2 separate regions of the Homo sapiens genome follow, and region 1 is linked to region 2. A link is a loop called in an ENCODE intact Hi-C map of the cell type or tissue named here. Cell type or tissue: Caco-2. All regions are shown on one strand. Each heading gives the region's core, and the rest is flanking DNA. Links, peaks and the distances in the headings are about the cores only. Region 1 holds the start of ETNPPL (ethanolamine-phosphate phospho-lyase). Region 2 has its middle 33 kb from the start of OSTC.

What was found. A loop is a pair of places that touch in the nucleus more often than their neighbours do. Peaks named below come from ENCODE experiments on the same cell type or tissue, not always from the same donor. Only the 100,000 strongest peaks of a DNase experiment are listed, where the experiment ranks them.
Region 1: a loop joins it to region 2, with 3 times the contacts of the local background. A loop is called at or near these places in 2 of 110 quality-filtered maps.

The regions. Positions count from the first base shown.
Region 1 is chr4:108,757,871-108,765,914 of GRCh38, forward strand. It overlaps ETNPPL (ethanolamine-phosphate phospho-lyase), which reads right to left and starts at 5,183. Exons shown (of 13, transcript NM_031279.4): 1 at 4,973-5,183; 2 at 2,318-2,436; 3 at 1,879-2,038. The coding sequence starts at 5,028. In Caco-2, for the core only: no CTCF peak of the experiment used is centred there; no DNase peak of the experiment used is centred there; H3K4me3 peaks cover 1,071 bases; H3K27me3 peaks cover 117 bases.
Region 2 is chr4:108,679,186-108,687,229 of GRCh38, forward strand. No RefSeq gene overlaps it. Among named protein-coding and RNA genes, the nearest start is that of OSTC, 33 kb to the left of the region's middle. In Caco-2, for the core only: a CTCF peak has its summit at 4,507; no DNase peak of the experiment used is centred there.

The DNA.
Region 1 (8,044 bases), core at 1,696-6,695, 78 kb after region 2:
CCAGGCACAGTAGTGTGACCACCATGCTGGACATAAATTGGTTTTAAAATATCTTAATGGAAAGTGAATCACAGAGAGTCATATAATCAAATATTCACGGAATGTCTAATAGTTAATTTTCATATATATTTCTTTCTTTTTTTTTTTTTTTTTTTGACGGAGTCTCACTCTGTCGCCAGGCTGGAGTGCAATGGTGTGATCTTGGCTCACTGCAACCTGACTGCAATTCTCCTGCCTCAGCCTCCCAAGTAGCTGGGACTACAGGCACACACCACCACGTGCAGCTAATTTTTGTATTTTTAGTAGAGACAGGGTTTCACCATGTTGGCCAGGATGGTCTTGATCTCTTGACCTCGTGATCCACCCTCCTTGGCCTCCCAAAGTGCTGGGATTACAGGCATGAGCCACCACGCCGAACCATATTTCGTTTTTAAAATAGGAGTTTCTACTATATATCTATAAAGCTTTCCCCAATATAATATTGCACTTTAAGCACATATTTAGACATGCATTTGCAAAAACATACTCCTAAATATCTGCATAATAGTCTATAGAATGGATATATAATGATTTGAATTTACAGAATTTAAAAGTTGGGGCCAGGCACGGTGGCTCACACCTGTAATCCCTGCACTTTGGAAGGCTGAGGTGGGCAGATTGCTTGAGTTCAGGAGTTCAAGAGCAGCCTGGGCAACATAATGAGACACTGTCACTAAAAATCAAACAAAACAAAACAAAAAACTAAGTTAAAAAGTTGAGGCAGCCCGAGGTGCCTGCCTGGAGATGGCCAGCCTGTGGGTGTTGGTGCTGGCCCCAGGGTCCCCACGCTGACCCCGAGGCGCTGCTGGTGGCCCTGTGCATGGCCTTCCAGACCAGCCCGCATCTCTTGGGGCTCCTTCTGGCTGGGCACGGTTGCTCATGCTTGCAATCCCAGCACTGGGAGGCCGAGGCGGGTGGATCACCTGAGGTCGGGAGTTTGAGACCATCCTGACCAACATGGAGAAACTCCATCTCTACTAGAATACAAAATTAGCTGGGTGTGGTGGCGCATGCTTGTAATCCCAGCTACTCAGGAGGCTGAGGCAGGAGAATCACTCAAACCCGGGAGGTGGAGGTTGCAGTGAGCAGAGATAGTGCCATTACACTGCAGCCTGGGGAACAAGAGCGAAACTCCATCTCAAAAAAATAAATAAATAAATGAAAGTTGAAATGTATCTATTTGAGTTTCCTTCTTTTTTCTTTTCTTATGTTTGTATTGGGGAAATATGCTCAATTTTCAACAATCAAAAATCTTTAAAAAGTCTAGCTTGTTGCCAGGCGCAGTGGCTCACGCCTGTAATCCCAGCACTTTGGGAGGCTGAGGTGGGTGGATCACAAAAAATTAGCTGGGCGTTGTGGCGGGTGCCTGTAATCCCAGCTACTTGGGAGGCTGAGGCAGGAGAATAGCGTGAACCTGGGAAGCGGAGCTTGCAGTGACCTGAGATCACACCACTGCACTCCAGCCTGAGCGACAGAGCAAGGCTCCATCTCAAAAAAAAAAAAAAAAAAAAAAAAGTTTTAGCTTGTTTACTAGAGTTATTTCTTGGCTAAAGTTACTCATACACTCATTGAAAGAATATCTTGGCCTATCAATCCTTCAGCTACTTATTGCACTGCCTGAGGAGGTGAGCATCATTTGATCAGTTAGATTCACAGTCGTAGAATAAAGTGGGAGAACCAGAAAGGCTAGGTCCCTAATGTGTGATCACTTAGTGAATGGCAAGAAACTCAGCAAACCCTTTTGGACAAGCTCCACCATGAATCAAAAGGAAAGATTTGTGTGCAAGAGTAGACAAAGTTTAGTGGGAATGGGGAGGGGTGGGAAACCATGAAGCATACCCTGAATTTGTAAAATAACAAACAGAGAGTTTCTCCGGCAGAGTTGCTGAAAGGCGTTTGGCATACTCAACAATGTTGTCGTGGAGGAATCGAGAATTTGTATTTAGCAGTTCCATCTGTTTCAGGGCAGCTTTGACCACTCCTGGGTGACAGTGTCCCACTAAAATTTATGAAACAAAAGCCCAAGAAATAAGTTAGAATTCTAAGTGCCTGGGAATAAGAGGAATTATGAAGCAAGCAAGCAAGCAAACAAACAAACAAACAAAAGTTGAGTTCCTTTCTCTTCCATATTTTGCTGCGATTTTCCCCACTAGGACTACTGGCCCACTCAGCAAAGGAACTGCAGCCACTGCAATTCCCCAAACAAAAATTAAGTGTTCCAAGTCAGCTTTACTCCATGAACATTTCCTCCAAAGCACTGCAAGGACAGGACATTTACCATGGGCAACATTGTTGATGCAGTCCAAGTACTGTTCACCGTTCTCATCAAACATGTACTGCCTCTGGGCTCTCACTATTTTGATGGGATCCGATGCAAAGAAAACTTTGCATGAGGGCCTAGAAATAATCAAAGGAAACACTTTGGTCTGGTAGGACTACTCTCAGTATTTTTCCTTCTCAATGAAGGTCCCCATCAGTGGAAAAGTACAGTTACATAAAGGAAAGGGAAAACACAACCTGGATGACATACATTTCTTTTCATTTCATGTAAACCTGGAAACTTTTATGTTAATCCCCCATTCATGACATTGTTCACATTCCTTATGCTTGTTATATTAAATATGCCATGATTTGACAATTTATTAGAGGCACAGGAATCCACTCTCTGATGGTTCTAATCACACAGACCAATAACTAATTTTCCTTTGAGAAATTTTGTTCTATCAGAAAAAAAATAACCAAGTTTTTTTGGGGGGCTTAATGTGTCAGAAGCTGTTATATATTTTGTAAATATTATTTAATCCTGTCAACAATCCTATGAAAGAGAGGTTATTATCTTTCTCACTCTTATAGGTGAGGAGACCAAGGCACAGAGAAATTAAGTAACTGGTTTAAGGCTACACAGACAGTAAATGAGAAAACCAGAATTTGCAAGTAGGCTGTGTTGTGCTGTAGCCCAAGGTAGACATCTCTGTTTCCCCTTCAATCTAATGTATAAAGACATGAATAGCACTGAAAGCTAAATGCAAATAACCTAGAGTTAAATACTACGCAGGAAGTTTTATAGATTATTTTCATTTTCATGTATTTTGAGTGGTACTTGTCCAGTATCAAATGGATTTTCCATTATTAAATAGTGAAATTCAATTATTCTTCTAAGCATTTAATATGTTTTTTGAGCATAATAAGGTCATCCATACTTTTATTTGGATGAATGGCTGGATTATACATTTTAGCACATAGAAATTTCACAAAGGCTTCTAATCTTGGCTTTATGAACATTTAAGAACTAAAGTTAAATATATTTATTTATTTTGGTGATTTTGCATACATACAAAAAAACCCTCACACACATTGGAGGTAGTTCTAGTAGTAGAAATATACTAAATTGATATGTAACTGTTTAGAAGGAATTTTGATTATTACAAACAGTAGGTAACCTCAAATTTTAAAATTGCATAAGGTTGTGTTATATATTGATTTTTTTTAAGCATCATCAGCTGAAATGAAAATAGTATTTTATAAGAATTTCTTATTGGTTCAAACTCAGCTGTTAGTTTATACCTACAAGTTAAAATCCAAAAAAAAACTTTGTTAAGGATGTGAGCTGAAAGCTGCAGACTTCACATTGCCTTTTTAATACACTTTCCACCTTGCCCGTCAGACTTCAGGTAAAATTCTCCTTTATCCAGTCAGCCCATGGCTACACTCGTGCTTTTAGAAAATTTGTTCTGCTCATGTCAGAAACCATTAGGCATTTACCGGAATCTAACTAAGATTGAAAACTAACGCAGTGAGTGATTAGAAAAAGTAGGGTAGTGATTGATTAATGGGGAAAGAACTGGATTATTTTGATCCCACTTAGCGGCTGAGAGAGATGGAACTAGTCTTCCAAACCACCCAGAAACCCCTCCAGTTGGGGTGAGGAGCTTCAGTCTGAGAAACTGTCCAGCATTCCTCCGAAGAGGATGCGGATTGTTTTCTTCCTTGTAACCCCAAGTGCTCTCTCATGCCCACTGGCCCGGCTGCAGTCGTTCATTTCAAGTGAATATTGCAGACGGTTGACTTTACAGTATTCGGGGTCATTAATCATCATTTATATTTACACGTATCTTTTTAAAAACCACGCACAAAACACTAACATATTAATCTCATCTTCTTGCTCCTGTGAAGTAGAATGTTATTCCTACTTTCATAGAAGAGACAATTAATTTGACAGAGGTCCACACAGGGAATATGACATCCAACGAGAGCTAGAGCCCCTGTCGGTCTTATATACTCACCTTTATATTACTAAGTCGTTTGTGACGGGGGCAAGACAAGCAGGCTGGGAAGAACACAGCTTGGGAGAGCAAGTTGGGTAAGAGGGATCTAAATAAAGTCTCTGCTTTTCTAACAGAAGGTGGTTTCAAGTTTTTCTATTGGCTAGATAAACCCTTCATCACTTAACCAAGCATGCAAGAAGAAAAAGCTCACTTTAAGTAAAAATTGTCAGAATTGGTTTGTTTGCGGAGCCATCATGAAAAAATATTTCTCAGTTCACAGTTTCCAAAAACTTTCGAGTTGTGTGGGGGTGGCGGAGCGCTATCCTTCTTCCACCCATCTCCCATCCCTGGAATGGTGTCTGCTAGGGCTATTGGCCGTCATCCACCAACCCCTCTAGCCGGCCGGCAGCCCCCGCTAGTCCGCCGGCTGCAGAGCGAGCCGGGGACTTTCGAGCGGGCAGGAAGCCCAGCGTTCCGGGTTCCAGGAGCGTTTCTGGGAGTCCGCGCGGCCCCTGCAGGTGGAGGCGCGCGGGGCGCGTGCACAGGCGCGGCGGGCACGGAGTGCGGCTGCAGCGCATCGTTTGTTCCCTAGCCGGCTTTCTCTCTCCACCTTCTGCACTCGTTATTGCCCCCTCTCTGCACTTACTTCCGGGCCAGGGTGCCCTTACCCGATGTGCTTCTTCCTCAGCCCCAGAGTGTCCCGCTTACTGTACAGCTCGCACATGGTGGCGGGGTGCAGGGCGCTGCGAAGGTGCAAGGTGCAAGGTCTGCGCGCCTCCTACGCGAGCCTGGGACTGCCTTGGCGGCCCCGGCCGGCCTTCCTCCCGTTATCCCTCCTGGCGTTCTCTTGCCCGGGGCGTCGGAGGTCACCGGTGGCGTCAACTAGCTAGGATCATCTCCCTTTTAAGTCTGGCTCTGGCGTTGCCCTTTGCCAAGCCCCTCCTCCTCCCCCGCCGGGGCCGCGGGCAGGTCGCCGGGCTAGCAGCTCATTCGCCACCACCCTGTCCTGCCAGGCCGGCTCGGCCCTACCCGCCCCTATCATTCCTCTGAATTCGCCTTTCATTCTCCTAACTTTGCCTCGTCTTTGCTTTTCCTCCTCCTCTGCCTGCGAATTCCCTCCTTCCCACGTTCTTTCTGGTTTCTTTTTAGTGTAGTCCTTTATTTTCTGGTAAAAATTCAGGAGTTAGGCGCTTCCCGGATCAAGACTCACTGCGCAGTCTGATAAGGTAACCTACCATTTACTCAGCACAAGGACGCGTCCTAACGAGAAATAACCCGGACTCAGCCTGTTATCTCCATTGGCAGTGATGATATATGCAGTGTTTCAAACATCTCCTTTAACAATGATTACACTTCTAATTCCTCTAACTATACAACTTACAAAACACATTCACATGACTTATCTTGTTCAGTCTTCAAAACAACCCTGAGAGATGACCACGAGTGTTACCCCATTTAATGAACGGGGAAAGTGAGGTTATTCCCTGTTCTAATGATTATATATCCACTTGATGCTGAAAACGGGACTCATTCTTAGATTTCTTGACTTCCTTCAAGATGGTCTTCTCACACAGATCATATCTGAAGCTAAATATGTGCACAGGTAGAAACTTTTTTTTTTTTTTTTTTTTTTTTTTTTTTTTTGAGGATGGAGTCTGGCTCTGTCACCCAGGCTGGAGTGCAGTGGCGCAATCTCGGCTCACTGCAAGCTCCGCCTCCCGGGTTCACGCCATTCTCCTGCCTCAGCCTCCCGAGTAGCTGGGACTACAGGCGCCCGTCACTACGCCCGGCTAATTTTTGTATTTTTAGTAGAGATGGGGTTTCACCATGTTAGCCAGGATAGTCTCGATCTCCTGACCTCGTGATCCCCCCGCCTCGGCCTCCCAATAGAATCTTAATTAACTGAATCATTAAATCATACATTATTTTAACTAGAAGTCATCTGGTTTAACTTCTCTGCTCTGTAGATAAGAACAGTGAGGCACAGGAAAGGTGAAGGTTTATTCAAGTTCACACAAACACTTAGTCATTGGGTTAAGGATAGGTCATTTTATTCTCTCTGTGTTTTGAAAGGGCAGCAGGGAAAGCCTAATTTGCATGTATCAACACATTTGATAAGTATTTGCAACTGATCTTTCTCTTGAAAAAAGTTATTAATATATATTCATGCACTGCAGGAGGAGTAGAATTGGATTGCCTAAGGTAGAAAGAGAAATGGAGTCCTATGAGGAACAGTGTGTTAATTCCAGATTTTAGGCCAGGCGCCGTGACTCACGCCTGTAATCCCAACATTTTGGGAGTCCAAACTGGGCGAATCACCTGAGGTCTGGAGTTCCAGACCAGCCTGGCCAACATAGCAAAACCCCATCTCTACTAAAAAAATACAAAAATTAGCTGGGCGTGGTGGTGGGCACCTGTAATCCCAGCTACCCAGGAGGCTGAGGCAGGGAGAATTGCTTGAACCTGGGAGGCAGAGGTTGCAGTGGGTTGAGATCATGCCACTGCACTCCAGCCTGGGCAACAGAGTGAGACTCCATCCCCCTCCACAAAAAAAAGAAAAAAAAAAGAATTCCGTGTTTTATAAATGAAGAGCAGGAAGCACTTTGGAGACTTGCAAGAAATCCCAGTTATGTAATCTTGGTCTAGTTCTGTGCCTGAAAGATATTGCCAACTGTATATCTACTCTCAAACCACCTTGACCTGGTGAAGTCATAGTCACACTTCCTTCATAAAACTTTATGGATTCTTGTTGTTAATATTCCCAGTGCCTTAAGAAACTCTGGATTAAGAGTCTTGGGTTCTAGATCTGGTTCTTCCATAAACCAGCTGGGCTTCTTAACCTTTCTGAGGCCCAATTTCTTTGTATTGAAAACTGAGCTCTGTGGCTGGTGGGGAGCTACACAGCTGTAATCCCAACACTTTGGGAGGCTGAGGCAGGTGCATCACTTGAGCTCAGGAGTTTGAGACCAGCCTGGGCAACCTGGTGAAATTCTGTCTGTACAAAAAATTTAAAAATGAGCCAGAGATGGTGGCGTGTACCTGTAATCTCAGTTACTCGGCAGGCTGAGGTGGGAGGATCCCTTGAGCCTAGGAGGAAGAGTCTGCAGTGAGCTAAGATTGTGCCACTGCACTCTAGCCTGGATGACACAGTGAGACCCTGTCTCATAAAAAGAAGAAACTCTCTGACTCAAAGCATTACAAGTAGGGCTTGAATGAGATCATGATTTGGTCTTTATAAGGGTAGAGTCCTGAACCCTCTTCTTTTCTCTTCACTCTTTCCCAAGAGTGCTACCTTATGTTTTAACCATTTATTTAGGAGAAGGCTTCTTAGATTCATTATCTTTTATGGGAAAGCAAGTCACTGTTACATAAAAGATAATTTCCCCATTATTTAACTTTTTTCACGATAGAATATATAACATTGACTGAGTACCAAGGACAGTCTTTAAATAAAGAACTGACACATAATGGATCAAAATAAGGATGGATGAAAGTCGACAGACATCCACACTATACAAAGCTTTATCAAAAAACAAATCCCAAGGTATTTTGGGGTATATTTTCTCATGTACTTCTCAAATGTAGAATTATTTGGTAGGAATGTATGCTGTAGTGTCTTTTCTCTCCAGAAGTTGACACTTGGGCCAGGCATGGTGGCTCACACCTGCAATCCCAGCACTTTGGGAGGCAGAAGTGGGCAGATCTCTTGAGATCAGGAGTTCAAGACCAGCCTGGCCAAC
Region 2 (8,044 bases), core at 2,086-7,085:
GAGCCCCTATCAGGTTGAAAAAAAATGACAGAAGAAAAAAATTTTTAAAGCAATGGATTATGGAAAAGGACTCAGATTGTTAATTCAATTAAGTTGTAGTTTGTCATTTTACATTCTTTTGTTTCTCCTATAAAGCTTGATGTCATGTAATTTTTCTTTTCTTTTTTTTTTTGAGACAGTCTTGCTCTGTCTCTCAGGCTGGAGTGCAATGGCACAATCTTGGCTCACTGCAGCCTTGACCTCCGAGCCCAAGCAATCCTTCTGCCTCAGCCTCCCGAGTAGCTGGGACTAAAGTCATGTGCCACCACACCTGGCTAGTTTTTAAATTTTGTTTGTTTGTTTTGTTTTGTAGAGATGAGGTCTCACTATATTGCTCAGGCTGGTCTTGAACTCCTGGGCTCAAGCAATCCTCTCATCTCAGCCTCCCAAAGTGTGGGATTATAGGTGTGAGCCACAGCACATGGCCTCCTTTTACATACATTTTACTTTATAATATTTAATATACTCAAACATATATGAAGCAGTCATACATTATAAAGCATAATAAAATGCATAAAGTCCTGTGAACCTATAACCCAATATAAGAATTAAAATATTGCCAATACTCTTAATACTATCTTTGTATTCTATCCTTATCCACTTCCCTCCCTTCCTTCTAGAAGCATCTACTGCCCTGAATTGGTGTTTATCACATCTTTGCTTTTTTATCTTTGTATTTCAATGCATATAAAAGCACTTCTTTGCTTTTTAAAGAATAGTGTTAACACATATATATGAATACCTAAATATCATTTTGTTTTGCTTGACACATCAATTGAGTTATTGCTTGACACATCAATAATTTAAAGTTGTGGGCCAGGCACGGTGCCTCACGCCTGTAATCTCAGTACTGTGGAAGGCCGAGGCGGGTGGATCACCTGTGGTCAGGAGTTCGAGACCAGCCTGGCCAACACGGTGAAACCCCATCTCTACTAAAAACACAAAAATTAGCCGAGCATGGTGGTGTGTGCCTGTAGTCCCAGCTACTCGGGAGGCTGAGGCAGGGGAATCGCTTGAACTCGGGAGGCGGAGCTTGTAGTGAGCCGAGATCGTACCACTGCACTCTCAGCCTGGGTGACAGAGCGAGACTCCGTCTCAAAAAAGAAAAATAATAATAATAATAATAATAAAGTTGTGTGTTGTATCTTCTACCATGATTGTAATTTTTAAATATATTGTCAGTTTTACAAAATCTGATTGTCATATCTTTCTGGTGAATTCAAGTTTTCATCATTGTGTAGTGACTCTCCTCATAGCATAGTAATTTTTTGTCTCAAAGTTGATGGACTCTCATGTTCATATAGCTGACTCAACCCTTTGCAGATGTTGTTTTGCCATGTATTGTTTTCTATAACTTTCTTTGAAACTTTTTTCGTTCTTATATTTTAGGGGTATCACTTATGAATATCATATAGATTTATTTTTGTTTTATTCTGTCAATCTTGTCTTTTAATGAGTGAGTTCAGTCTACTTTCAGGAATTATGATTACAGATGCTCCTCAATTTACGATGGAGTCATGTCCGAATAAACCCATTACTAGTTGGAAATATAGAAAGTTAAAAATGCATTTAATATACTTAATCTATTGAACATCATAGTTTAACCTAGTCTAACTTAAATATGATCGGAACACTTACATAGCCCCTAGTTAGGAAAAGTCATCTAACACAAAGTTTATCTTATAATAAAGTGTTGAATATCTCACGTAATTTATTGAAAATGCTACTGAAAATGAAAAACAGAATGGTTGTATGGGTACTAGAAGTATGATTTCTACTGAATGTCTATCACTTTCACACTTTCACACTGTCATAAAGTTGTCATAAATTTAACTAATGTAAGTCGGGGACTGTCTGTATTATATATTTGGACTTTTCTATATCTCCTCTTCACTTTATTCTATTTGTCTAACTTTTCAAGGTTTATTTCCCCTTCTAATTATTTTTGAGTTGATAGGAATTTTTAAAAACATCTATAAATGGCAGATTGTCATTTCCAAAAGTGACTGCAGCAGTAACTCCTAACTCATATGTTTTATACAAAGTGACCTTGCTGCTCCTTATTAAGAGAAGATGATTTCTCTTGTTCGTGGAATGTGGCCAGCCTTGTCATCGCTTTTCCTGGTTAAAGATGGCAAAAGTGACTGCCAGTGCTGGGCATAGTTTTTAAACAGCTTGGCAGCTTCTGCTTCCTGCGTCTGAGAATGCTGGTTCTTGGGATGCACCCTCTTGGAACCCAGCTGCAGGATCATGAGCACCCCAAAACACATGGAAAAACCACATGTCGCCAATCCTGTCAACATCAGCTGAGCTCGGAGCTGGCTGCTACAATCAACTGCCAGTCCTGCAAAGGAGCCTTCATGGACATTAGCCCAGCTGCCATCTGACTACAACTGTGTGAGATACCCCAAGGGAGAACTACTCAGCTGAGTCCAGTCAGCCTGCAGGACCTTGGGAAATAGGAATAAACTGTTTTCAGCCACTAAATGTTCGGCTTGCTTTTAATGAGCAATCAAGAACTGGGATGAATGTGTGGCTTTAGGACCAAACAGTGGATTGAAACTTCCAGGGTCTTGAAGAGATGAAAAATAAAAGCCAGAAAGGCCTGGAGAAGACAATGAAAGTGGAGCTGTTGGCCGGGCACGGTGGCTCACGCCTGTAATCCCAGCTCTTTGGGAGGCCGAGGCAGGCGGATAGAGGTCAGGAGATCGAGACCATCCTGGCTAACACGGTGAAACCCCGTCTCTACTAAAAATACAAAAAATTAGCTGGGCACGGTGGCGGACGCCTGTAGTCCCGGCTACTTGGGAGGCTGAGGCAGGAGAATGGCGTGAACCTGGGAGGCGGAGCTTGCAGTGAGCCGAGATCGCGCCACTGCACTCCAGCCTGGGCGACAGAGCGAGACTCCGTCTCAAAAAAAAAAAAAAAGAAAGTGGAGCTGTTGATGCTTCAAGACAGTGAGGTCAATGACCTTAGAGGCTGAAGAGAAGGGACCTTTGTTAGGTAAAGGCGAAATTTGCTAATGCTCTAACCATGTGAGGCAGGGGTGGTGGGAGGGCATAGAAAGGGCACCTAATGAACTCATTGATCCAGCTAGGGAGGAAGTAGAAAGTGCCAAGTCAACTGTCTTGTACTGTATATTGTGAAATATAAGAAGAGACAGATGAACTAAGGTTTGTTCTGTTTCTAAGCTGAATTTAGAGGAAACAGAGCCCAGAACAATCTTTCCAGGCAGCAAATGAAAGCTTGTGTTTTTAAAACAGCTTATCCAAGAAATGCTACTTATTTATTATTATTATTTTTTTTTTTTTTTTTTTTTTTGAGATGGAGTCTCGCTCTGTTACCCAGGCTGGAGTGCAGTGGTGTGATCTCGGCTTACTGCAACCTCCGCCTCCCGGGTTCAAGTGATTCTCCTACCTCAGCCTCCCAAGTAGCTGAGATTACAGGCACACACCACAAGGCCCGGCTAATTTTTGTATTTTTAGTAGAAATAGGGTTTTGCCATGTTGGCCCAGGCTGGTCTCGAACTCCTGACCTCAGGTGATCTGCCCACCTCGGCCTCCCAAACTGCTGGGATTACCAGCGTGAGCCACCGTGCACAGCCTTATTCTTTTTTTTTTTTTTTTTTTTTTTAAAGATTTTGTTGTTAAATTGATGATTAAAATTGTATCTTTGGTACATCACTATCTCTGTCTAAGCACAATAACTTCTAGTTGTATTGCGCTTTTTCAGTTTACAAAGAACTTTTACATACATTATCTCAATTCTCCTGACAATCCCGGTGTGAGGCATGTAGGAAAGTTATTTTTAGTCCACAGTATTAATAGTAGCAACACCCACAGCCACCCTTTCTTTTTCTCCAATTTTGGGATTCCTACTATGTGCCCACCATTATACATTAAATAGGTGATCTTGTATCCTCATGGTAGAATATTATGACTCACACATTAAGGATGAAGGATATTAAGACAGAGATACTTCAACCAAGAAATAGCTAGCAATGGTGGAAACTCCATTTGGACATTAGTTTAACTACAAGTCCAAACTCTCATAATCACCTTTTTTCCTGAGAAGAGCAGGAAGCAATTTTAAACCAGAAAGCATCTTCAATATGTAGATTATTTTCACCTCACAAAATTTCATACTCATTGTATGACAGTCAATGTTTTTCAGAGTTACTCTGTGTGAACTATGATTTTGATAAACTACAGTATTTGACTTTTTCCGCTTCTGGTTGGGAACTTATCAGTGTTGTAAAAAGTGTCTTCATTTGTAAAGTAAGTGGGTTCAGCAGATGATCCCTAATACCCCTTTCCTATTTGATATTCCTTTTAATATTTTATAATTTTCTGAAACATGAGTTTTCTTATCACTATCTGCAGGGCTACAGATTAATTCTTTTTGACCAGCAGATGGGGCTTTTGATACCTGAATAGTACGTAAGTTTACTTGCTGGCTCAGTCATCATTTATTAGTCGTAGGAAGCCTTTATTGAGCGCCTACCATAATGTGCCAGGCATTGGCCTAAGCATAATCCTGCTGCTGCTTTAGATTTACGTAATAATGTTCTTAGGCCTATCTCAAATTATTTTTACGTGTGGTAAAGTTTTCAAAGGACCACTTACCATTTTATTAAGAAGAAACTTCTCCCTGTAGAAGACTGGATTAGGTGATTTCTGAGATGTTTCCCAGTGCTAGCTGCCATGATTTGAGGCCTGGGGTTAAGTGACCTTAGCAGTCCAGGACTCTTTTGTGAAGAAGCTGATATGTCTCATTTTCTGTGGTCTCCAAATACTTCCCAGGAGATCAGTAGCTGGAAAATGTATTTTTAAAAGCAATTGTGATCATAAATAGGGTACAGAAGTCATGAGAAGTTTGATAACATTTTCAAATTATACATAAATTTTTAATTATTAATATATTTTATCTATAAATAGGTAACATCTTTTTACCCTAGGTACCAATTAAGTGATGCTTCAAAACAGGGAGTAGAAAAATCCAGATGTTTCTGAAATTTTTTTTCTCTTTGCCTCTCTCAAAACTCTCTTATAGTTGTCCAGTATTGGTTATTATTTTATAAAAGGCCACACTCAATTGTAGAGTAGTAGTTAGGTGTATTTAACATTTCTAAGTTATAGATGTCCCAAGACAGGGGCTGAACTTAAGCTGGCAATACCACTTAAAACTGCTCGAACAATCAAATAAGATTCATCAAACACTTAGATAACCTCTCAGAGAGAAGCCAGGACAAATTACTAGCTTTTCCATTTAGTAAACCTGGACATGTGTCCCTTTGGAAAAGGCATATTCCCCCTTGGTGTACATGCTTTTTCATGGAGGTACCCGGAGGATGAGTCAACTGTGCAGGTAATCACAGCACGCTCATCATCTGTCTGGACCATGTGGTTTGGTGTCCCATAGCCTGTGTGCCACACCTGGTCAGCATTTTCAGAAGTGCAGACAAGTGGCCCAGAAAAGGAATCTGTATCTCTGGGTCTTTCAGGTCTCGCATGTCGAGGCAGATCTATTTTTTCTTTTCTCTTCCCTTTTTTTTTTTTTTTTTTTTTTGAGATGGAGTCTCATTCATTGCCTAGGCTGAGTGCAGTGGCGCGATCTCGGCTCACTGCAACCTCTGCCTCCCTGGTTCAAGCAATTCTCTGCCTCAGCCTCCCGAGTAGCTGGGACTACAGGCGCCTGCCACCACACCTGGCTAATTTTTGTATTTTTAGTAGAGACATGGTTTCACCATGTTGGCCAGGCTGGTCTCGCACTACTGACCTCAGGTGATCCGCCTGCCTCAGCCTCCCAAAGTCCTGGGATTACAGGCGTGAGCCACCGTGCCTGGCCTACTTTTTCCTTTTCTACCCACCCCACCCCAACCAACCTGTCTCAGTGAAAACCTGGTTGTTACTAAAGTGAAACTTTAATAAGGATATTGCCTAGGGAAGATTAGTTGTTTTCCTTGTCATTCAAGTTCATTCTGGACCTCTTCCTCTGAGCTGTTAATCAGTGTTGCTAAACAGACAGGGAAAGACAAGGGAGAGAAAAATGCTGATTCATTCTTCAGAACTTTTAACCCTTTTAACCCCTAATTCTTCTCCTTGAGAAGCTATTCTTTGATTGTGAAAAGCTTTGTTGTTCAAGGAAATATGGGTAATAAAAATAGCTAACATTTATTAAGAGCATAACATTTATTAAGAGAATACTGTATGCCAGATATTGTTCCAAGCACTTTTCATATTAACTCACTGCATCCTCATAAAATGCTATGAGATAGTACAACTAAGGCCATTTCATAGATGAGAAAACTGAGGTTCAGAGAGATTAAGTCACTTGCCAAAGATTGCACAGGTCCTAGGTGGCAAGCCTGCAGTAGAGATCCATAGCCTCTGCTCCTAACCACAACGGGGTCTTCTAGGAACGTGTCCTTATTTGGCCTCAAAGGAATAATAATCTTTTAATATTTTTTAAAAAAGAGTTGACTAGATTGGAAAGTGCCTAAGTTCAGGGTCTGATTCTATTTCTTAGTTACTTTACAAAATTTTCTGCACCATACCTCTAGCTATATATTCATACCCACTTGTCGTAGCACTTAGAAGTTTTATCAGTTTAGTCTCACTTGCCTTTGCATCTGAGCAATATGCACAATGGTTAGTATCTATTATTATTATTATTATTATTATTAAGACAGAGTCTCACTCTGTCACCCAGGCTGGAGTACAGTGGTGCAATCCCTGCTCATTGCAACCTCCTCCTCCCAGGTTCAAGTGATTCTCATGCCTCAGCCTCCCGAGTAGCTGGGACTACAGGCACGCACCGCCATGCCCAGCTAATTTTTGTATTTTTAGTAGAGATGGGGTTTCACCACATTGGCCAGGCTGATCTGGAACTCCTGACCTCAAGTGATCGCCCACCTCAGCCTCCCAAAGTGCTGGGATTACAGGTGTGAGCCACCATGGCCAAAAAATATATAATATTATATATTACATATATCTTATATCTATCTTGACATATGTTTGGGGACTTATATAGAAATAACTTTTGGAGAATGCTTTAAAGTTTACAAAGGGTATGTTCATTGCTTTACCTATGACTAATTATAGATATTTAACATGGCCTCATTTATTTGAAATTTAGAAAAGTATTTTTTCATATAACTTCCCTTTGGAAGCATGTTAGTTTAATTCTACCCAAACTGTATGTGCAAGATTATATGTACATATGTTTCTTTTGATAATGCAGCTTTTATATTTCATTTTACTAAATTCAGGCATGAGAAGAGGATAAATCAAGGAAATTTACTCATATAGGTGGTTCATGGCTTCAGTAATGAGGTAAGCTATACTATAAACTTAGAAAAATGAGAAACGAGAACCCCTTTATGAAGCTGGTAAAATGTTCCTAAAATAGAGGTGATTCGCTATCTTGGATTATAAGCTGAGAAATCATAATAATGTGGAACTGAAAATTTGGGGAACACCCAACTCCAATCAAGGTGAGCTACGTTTGATCCCCGGGATCTGTTCACTTGTGCTGTGGTGGGTCTGCAGATAGACAGGAGATAGAAGCAGGAGGATCAGGCCAGACCATAAAAAGAAAATCCCCCAAACCAAGGTTTCTCCTGCACTGTCCAGATTAGAAGGAGCCTTTGCAAGATTATTTCAGTAAAGGAAAGAAGTGCCTCAAACTCTTCTTTAAGAGACGTTTTAGGTTCACTCATTTCCCACTGTTTTGGCTCTACTCACCAAAGCCACTTCCTGATTTGATTGGCTAAAGTTTTATTCCTCTGATTAAAATCTTTCAGATAAAATCTTCATGATAAAAGCCCAACTCCTAATAGTGGCCCCAAAGGCCCTGTACATCGCCTCTTCCCCCTCTCCATCCTTTGATCTCATCTCCTAGTCCTCCAGTTCATTCTGTCCATACTGCCTTCCTTACTGTTCCTCAAACACACCAATCACACCCTGCCTCATGGCCTTTCCTCTCCCTCTACCCAGATGGCTCA